Regions from separate parts of the Homo sapiens genome. Here all the other regions are linked to region 3. Evidence: chromatin loops called from intact Hi-C (ENCODE). Cell type or tissue: PC-3. All regions are shown on one strand.

Evidence for each region. Peaks named below come from ENCODE experiments on the same cell type or tissue, not always from the same donor. Only the 100,000 strongest peaks of a DNase experiment are listed, where the experiment ranks them.
Region 1: a loop joins it to region 3, with 3 times the contacts of the local background. A loop is called at or near these places in 3 of 110 quality-filtered maps.
Region 2: a loop joins it to region 3, with 2.4 times the contacts of the local background. A loop is called at or near these places in 8 of 110 quality-filtered maps.

The regions. Positions count from the first base shown.
Region 1 is chr3:152,327,593-152,330,092 of GRCh38, reverse strand. The region is part of intron 2 of MBNL1 (muscleblind like splicing regulator 1); the gene reads right to left. Among named protein-coding and RNA genes, the nearest start is that of MBNL1-AS1, 59 kb to the right of the region's middle. In PC-3, no CTCF peak of the experiment used is centred here; a DNase peak (open chromatin) is centred at 1,032; H3K4me3 peaks cover 982 bases; H3K27ac peaks cover 2,104 bases.
Region 2 is chr3:152,174,193-152,176,692 of GRCh38, reverse strand. The region is part of intron 1 of LINC02917 (long intergenic non-protein coding RNA 2917); the gene reads left to right. LOC101928166 (a long non-coding RNA gene) reads left to right here. Exons shown (of 3, transcript NR_136178.1): 2 at 1,820-1,894. Among named protein-coding and RNA genes, the nearest start is that of LINC02917, 30 kb to the left of the region's middle. In PC-3, no CTCF peak of the experiment used is centred here; a DNase peak (open chromatin) is centred at 992; H3K4me3 peaks cover 955 bases; H3K27ac peaks cover 1,806 bases.
Region 3 is chr3:152,071,052-152,073,551 of GRCh38, reverse strand. No RefSeq gene overlaps it. Among named protein-coding and RNA genes, the nearest start is that of LINC02917, 130 kb to the left of the region's middle. In PC-3, CTCF peaks have their summits at 113 (motif pointing left), 1,212 and 1,418 (motif pointing left); a DNase peak (open chromatin) is centred at 1,421.

The sequences.
Region 1 (2,500 bases), 260 kb before region 3:
TAATAACGTCAGTAGAGACTAGGGATTAATGAGACTACCAATAAACACACATACACACACATGAACATACACACAATGTTTACTATCTTGTTTTCTGTTATAAGGATTGCTAAATATTTTTGTATGATATAGACAGTTACAATTTATATTTTTTAGAGAATTCATAGAAATAATCCTTAAAATATTTAGAGATTGGTACTCCTTTGACAGATAAATAAATGCAAAAGTGAAAATTATTTCAAACCAATAGCACATATATCCCATGATATCCACAATGGTTTTATTTTATCCATCACTTGAAAGTAAAAGAACTTTGACCGGTTTTGAAAGAAATTATATATATATTTCTTATATATATTATATATTATATATGACATATATATTATATATATATATAATATATAAGATATATATATATAAGATAAAATATATATGTATATTTCTTGAGACAGGGTCTTGTTTCATTGCCCAGGCTGGAGTGCAATGGCTGATCATGGCTCACTGCATCCTTGACTTCCCAAGCTCATGCAATCCTCCCACCTCAGCCTCCTGAGTAGCTGTGACTACAGGTGCTCACCACCATGCCTGGCTAATTTTTTTTCTTTTCTTTTCCTTTTCTTTTCTTTTTGGTAGAGACAGAGTCTCACTATGTTCCTTGGGGTTGTTGCAAATTTCTGGGGTCAAGAAATCTCCTGCCTTGGCCTCAGAAATGTATTTTCTTGATTTGCATTTGACATTGCTGTCTGACCGAAACCAATTCAGCTCCACAAAGGAGTAAATATAAGTCTTTTTATTTTAACAGGCATTTTATAATCCCTAACAAAAATTTTTCTCCATTTTTTTCTTATTGTTAACATAAAATTTAAATTTTGATATTAAATGCTACCAGTATTATTCCTTTTTCAAAGCCCAGTTTAGCTCCCAAATAAGCTCACATCTGTCTTTTAGCCCTAGCACTTCCAGTTCCACATTCCTGTTTAAAGTACTTCATCCCCCTGCCCCTACCTACTTTTTTCCTTCCAGAAGTGACTAATCTTCCTGTTATTCTACTCTGTCAGTTTTTCCCCTAGTATTCTTTTCATGTTGCATAATGTTTACTTTTCACTAGCTCCTTCTATAATTTTACTACCGTCTCCCTTGGTACTAGCCTTCCGTTTTCAACAGATTAAAATAGCCAATATTTATGTATTAGCAAACTTTTTTGTCAAGTTTCGTGCTGTTCAGATTAAGCTATTTCCTCAAGTCAAAAATACAACTAATCTTTTGATAGAGTAAATATTGTTTTTAAAAAAATCCATATGTTGACCTTCAAAGTTAAATTCAGTGTAAGTTTTAGAATTAACAGATATCACAATTAAAGGGCTAAGATTTCAAATTTCCTGATAAGGTACTCCAGCAAAGCAAACAGAATATCACTCCTTTTAAAGATCTCCTTCTTCCTAGTACTTCTCCGTAATGTCATAAAGCATGTTAGCAAAGTCTTATAAATACAATGTAAACTTTTTCCATTCTTCTAAATTTTAGTTATAAAATACATTTTAATTATATGTCAACAATTTGCCTCAACCCTAATCTCAAATATCTAGAACAGCTATATCACATTATCTAAACATGAGTAAAAGCTGAGTTTCTGCTTTAGAGAAAACATCTCAGAAGATGTTTAGAATTACAGTAATTACTTAAATAATTACCTATATTCTAAAATTCACACCATAGTATCACATACCTAATAAAATAACAACATAACATAACCCTAGATTAACAGTGCATCTTTTGGCAGATTCAATATTATATCATATTTTTTGTGTCAGTCACAGGATCCTTTGGAGAAAATAATGTGTTACTAGTCTTACTTACATTTTCTATCAATATAAAACGTTCACAAGCCTTTAGAAACTGTACATTTTCTAAAATCCAAAATTACCCTTAATAAATCTTGGCAAAACACACACTATAGGAGATAAAGACATCCCTAAAATTTCACTCTAATTTACTGAAAATAGAAGTCAAATTAAATTCAAATGTTGGCTTACATTAAAATAGCACAGGATCTTATAATTTACTTTTAATCTTGGAGGAATTCTCATTATTCTCTCATCAATTCTTCTTCAAAAAAATAAATTAATAAAAACTTCCTTGTTTGTCACATACAGTGTCCTAAACAGAAACATCTGATTTTTCTTTGGGTCAGCAAGAACAACTTAACTTCCAAATTCCTTTATGGCCACTATTTTAGACACTAAGACCAAGAACTCCAAAGAAAGCTATAAAAAAAAATGCTACTATATGACTATATAGTAGCATATATATATATAGAAAAAAATATAGTATATGATACCAAATATTATAGTTTACAAAACCACATTCATATACAACAGGTTCAATTTTTTAAATCACATCACGAGTGGAAAAGAAACCCAAACTATATATTCTAGGAAAAAAGCAGCCGGTCACAGTGGCTTAAGCCTATAATCCCAGCACTTTGGGAGGCCAAGGCAGA
Region 2 (2,500 bases), 100 kb before region 3:
TGGATTTGATGGGACCCAGGTCTCCATTACAGCTCAAATATTTTGTTTTACATTTAATGATTCATTTTCATTTATGTGAAAGAATTTCAGGTATTTTTGTGAAAAGTTTCTGAAAATCAAATATGCTAGGAAACTTCAAAAAATGAGGAGAACAGGAATACAGCAAAAAGGATCTTTTGGAGAACTAGAAGTTGCAGGCTTTCTAACCACAAACCACACTCTTCCTATGCCCAGCATTATTTCCAGTGTTAGCCATTTCATTTGAAAGGGCTTCCCTAGACTAAATAACATTTACTGAAATTCCGATGATTCCTATTGTGACAAGGAGCCTCTAGTGTTCTCAAAAATTCTTGGTAGCCTAAAACCTAATTTTAATAAGTATAAATAAAATTTTAGAGATCACACACACATGCACACACACACAATGTCTCGACCATTATGAAAACAGAACTCCAGAACTTCTCATTAATAAAAACAAACCTCATTATTTCAAGTAGAGAGTAGCTAACTATCATGTTTTTAAAAATTGCTGTTTCTCTGAAATATGTCCAGAGGATTTCATATCCACCCTCAGGCAAATCATCCTAGTAGCTTTTCTGTAAAGATAATTATCCTTTTTCCATACCAGGTATGTCCGTGTGCTTGGAGAAATTGTAATTCCAGTTTTAAAGGACTGCCATGTGCTAATCTGAGGATTAAAGTCATTCCTTTCCAATGTGTAAAAATGAGGAGGATAAATTGATGAAAATGCACACTGCAAATTCCCAGTGAAAAAGCACCTGCCTTCATGAAGCTATTTTAATATTTAAATGTTGCCAACTATGTATTTGCTGCCTGCATACATAGAAATTCTCCCTTGTAAGCCTGCCCAAACCAAGAGCCAGGGTTGTTAAAAATTCTTTATACATTTTTTCATATAAATCTATTTCTTCTTATACAAACATTCTTCTGATGTTGGAATGATTCATAAAGCCTCAAATCCCATGGATGTAACAGGACACCTCTCGATTATGCATCCCAGGCATGAGTAATTTCACAAGCTGAAGGAAGGAGATAAATGCATTAAAATGTTCTTGCAAAACAAATTTCAAGGAGAGAAAGAGATGAAAATGGGAGTGAATGTACAAATGGAAGATTTACCTCATTGTGCGGAAAAGAATGTTAGATCTGCCTTTGCAAAACTCTTTAATTCATAGTTCTACACAAATAACCCTGGTAACTGCACTGCCCAAAGCCTTCCTAATATGAATGTACCTACAAATGTTCAGTTTTGTCTCTGCTAACTACAAAGTATGAGAACTGTATGTTAATTACATTTTACAGTGAATCATGGGTCAGAGACCCTGTGAGAAATTATGATAGCCTTTCATTCAGCATCAGTTCTATTCAGATGCAGAGTGGTTAGCCACTTCTGAACTTTGCAACTGTATCATCAGCAGCTAGATATTGAGCCTCTACTGTTTGGAAAGTCATACTGTAGCTCGATAAACACTGGGTATGGCACTTGTGAGAGCCAGGGCTTAATAGCAGAAGGCAAATAACCATATAAAGCAATATCATTTGTCCTGGGTGAGAAGTCCTAAAGATGTGCAGAGGTGGACAATCAGACGTTGAAATGACTAAAGAAGTCTTCATGGATGAGTGGACAAACTGAACTTTAAACACAAAGTAGTATTTGAATAAGTGGAGGTGGAGAGTGTTCTGGACTGTTACATTACAGAAATGGAATCATATATACCTAGAGGCTGGAAAGTTTAAGGCATCTTTGGAGAAAATTTAGATTATTGGATTTAACCATATGAAATTGCTGTTCTTATAGGTAAGAAATGGTCAAATATCACCAAGTGCACAAGACTCAAGACTGGCATAGTAGAAGACAAAGGTGGATATATGGGTAGGTAACAGATAAAAAAATTGAGAATGCCATGGCAAGGTACTTGGAGTGAGGCATTTCATTTAAACATCATCAACAACATAGCAACTAAAACCTAAAGAATCATAAATCTTAGAGAATCTTCTAAGTGTCTTAGGAAAAACTTAGTTTAACTTCTGATTCCTGAATTACCTTCATCATCTGTTTTTATGGCCCCACTGATAATGAGTATACAGCTAACTAAGCTGATTATCTTTTGAGTCAACTCTACTTGTTTATTTATTTAATGTTGATCCAAAGATTAGCGCTACAGGCAAGTTTAAAACTTTGAGTCCTCCCTTCAAATTTGAAAACAACAGCTTAAATTGTCCCTTTCTTATTGCTTTTATTCTTGTAACCTAATGTCAAGTCCCTCATTATTCTAGGTGGTCTGCTTTAGACAAATTCCAATTTGTGAAAGTTTCTCTGTAAGTTGAACACTAAATACAACACAACATATTAACTGGATATTGTATGATTATTTTTCCTCCCTTCTGGACACATATTTCAATTAATACATAATAACGTAATTAACTTTTCTTAGCAATTACTATACAAAGGGAAATCATATTGAGTTTACTGTCAACT
Region 3 (2,500 bases):
AGCAAGAGGAAGATCAGACCGACTCTGCCACTGCATAAAATCATCCCCCTGGGAATGAACAAAGCATTCCGAGAATGAGAAATGGAATATTGGTGACTTCCTGGCTAACAGTTCCATCTAGAGTCAACTGCGGTCATGATTTTCCAATAACAGCCTGTTACTAAACCAAGGTAAATCTCAATTCAGAAATAATGCTTTGGCCTGGTAAGGTGGCTTGTGCCTATAATCCCAGCACTTTGGGAGGCCGAGGAGGGTGGATCACCTGAGGTTGGGAGTTCGAGACCAGCCTGGCCAAGATGGTGAAACCCCATCTCTACTAAAAATACAAAAATTAGCTGGGCGTGGTGGCGGGCGACTGCAATCGAAGCTACTCGGGAGGCTGAGGTAAGAGAATCGCTTGAACCCGTGAGGCACAGTTTGCAGTGAGCCGACATCACACCATTGCACTCCAGCCTGGGCGACGAAAGCGAGACTCTCTTTCAAAAAGTAAAAATATAAATAATAATAATGCTTTATTGTATTCAAAATGGTTTGTTTTGCATGAGACACTGTTTATCGAACTGATGAAATTTGTTACCGAAAACAGCATTTTATGCAAATAGTTAAGAGTTGGTTAGTTGGATCTGGTTATTGGGAGCTAACATGGAACTACATATATAATGCAGAGCCCATAACTGATTTTAAAGGAAGAGAGAAAGTATCAGGTTAAGTCCGCTGGCAAGAAAATGACACCTTCCAATTGAAGAAACAAACATAATTGTTATCTTTGGGTTCTTTTTCTGAATAATCCATTTTCATAAAAGCTTTAGTATCAGGTTCTGCTTTGGGGATGAGGGGTAAGAAAGCTGAGACATTCTCCTTCCTTATACTACTTTGGAATTGTGCACAAATACAGTTGACCCTTGAACACAGGTTTGAAATGCACGCGTCCGCTTATACATTGATTTCTTTTCAACCAAAGGCTGGACTGGAAACTCAGTATATGACAGGCTGACGTTTCTTATACACAGTTTCCACAAGACTGACTGGGATTTGAGTATATGCGGGATTTTGGTACATGCGGGGAGTCCAGGAACCTATCTCTTCTCCCGCATAAAGAGCGTCAACTGTACAAGGATGCTCCTAGAAGCATCTCAATCTCCTGTTTCTTTCTTGCTATGTGTGTTTGAGTATGGAATAGGTTATAAAAGTAAACTAAGGACCAGTTAGCTTAGTCTTACGTCTTAATCAATGATAACCAATGAGCTCCCTAGGATTAGGATGGCAGCTACTGCAAGATGTGTAAACTGGAAAGCCTTAACATTCTGCTAAAGCAGTGGTCTCAACTGGGAGTGGGATGTATATTCAACAATTATCTGGAGAAATTTTGGGTTGTCACAACTGGTGGTAGTTAAAGGGCAGTTACTCCTGACATCTAGTGGACTGCTAAACATCCTACAATCACAGGAGAGTCCCCACAGCAAGTAATTATCCAGCTCAGAGTGTCAGCCATGCTGCTATTGCAAAATTCTGTGCTAGATGAATGAACAAAATATCACTATATCTTTGTAATATCACTTATGATTCAGGGCGAAATGATTAAGAAAAAGATAAAAAGGATATGAAATTAATGTTAAATTGCACTTTAAAATTATGCCTCTAAATGACTTTAAGTAACATTTATAACAAACAGTAAATTAATGTTTACTAATGTGGTTTAAATAAATAATTAAATATATTTTTATGAATGTATGCTCACTATTCTGCATAGTTAATTACAGAGTTTGGGGCAGAATTCAGCCTCAGAGTGTCAAATTATGTATCTCTCCATTCAGATTGTGTGGCTGAAGTACAATTGTATACACCTTATGGCAAATTTCCAGAACAGCAGATTTTGCTTTCTAGAATAGATGCACAAATTCCTTCAAAAAGTGTACAATCCTTTCTGTAGAATGTTATCACAACTAGTTCTTTACTACTAAAATGTTATGGTTCTAGCTTTGACTACTGTAGATGAAAGCAACCTGGCTCTCCTGGCCACAGATGTCTGGATCTGAGACAGCGACATTAGCCATAGGCTTGGTGTGACCAAATTATGAGAGGTTACAGTTTACATGATAGACTTAGTAGCAGTAGCTTTCTGTTTCCATCTTGATGAGGTTTGTAATTTTTGTTTTATTTAAGAACACATGAAATTGTGATTTCGATTTTATGATTTAAGGAGTTCGTTTTATGTACTTTTGATAGGCTATTTTATTTTTTACTCTTTTTTCTTTTCCATCGTTTTATCCTCATGGTTATTTATGGGCTGTGCTGGGAAGAGAGGGAACCAACAATGCCTGAGAAGATTTGCAAGAACTTTGCCCAGCTGAGGCCCTTAATGGATGCAATGAGGACAACTAACTCAATCAAATTCTCTTTTTGAAAGAAGAATAAACTCTAAGTAAAGGGAAAGGTATGTTTCTTGGTTTTAGGATATTGTCTCTACTCATAAATTAAAAAAAAATCTTGGCCGGGTGCG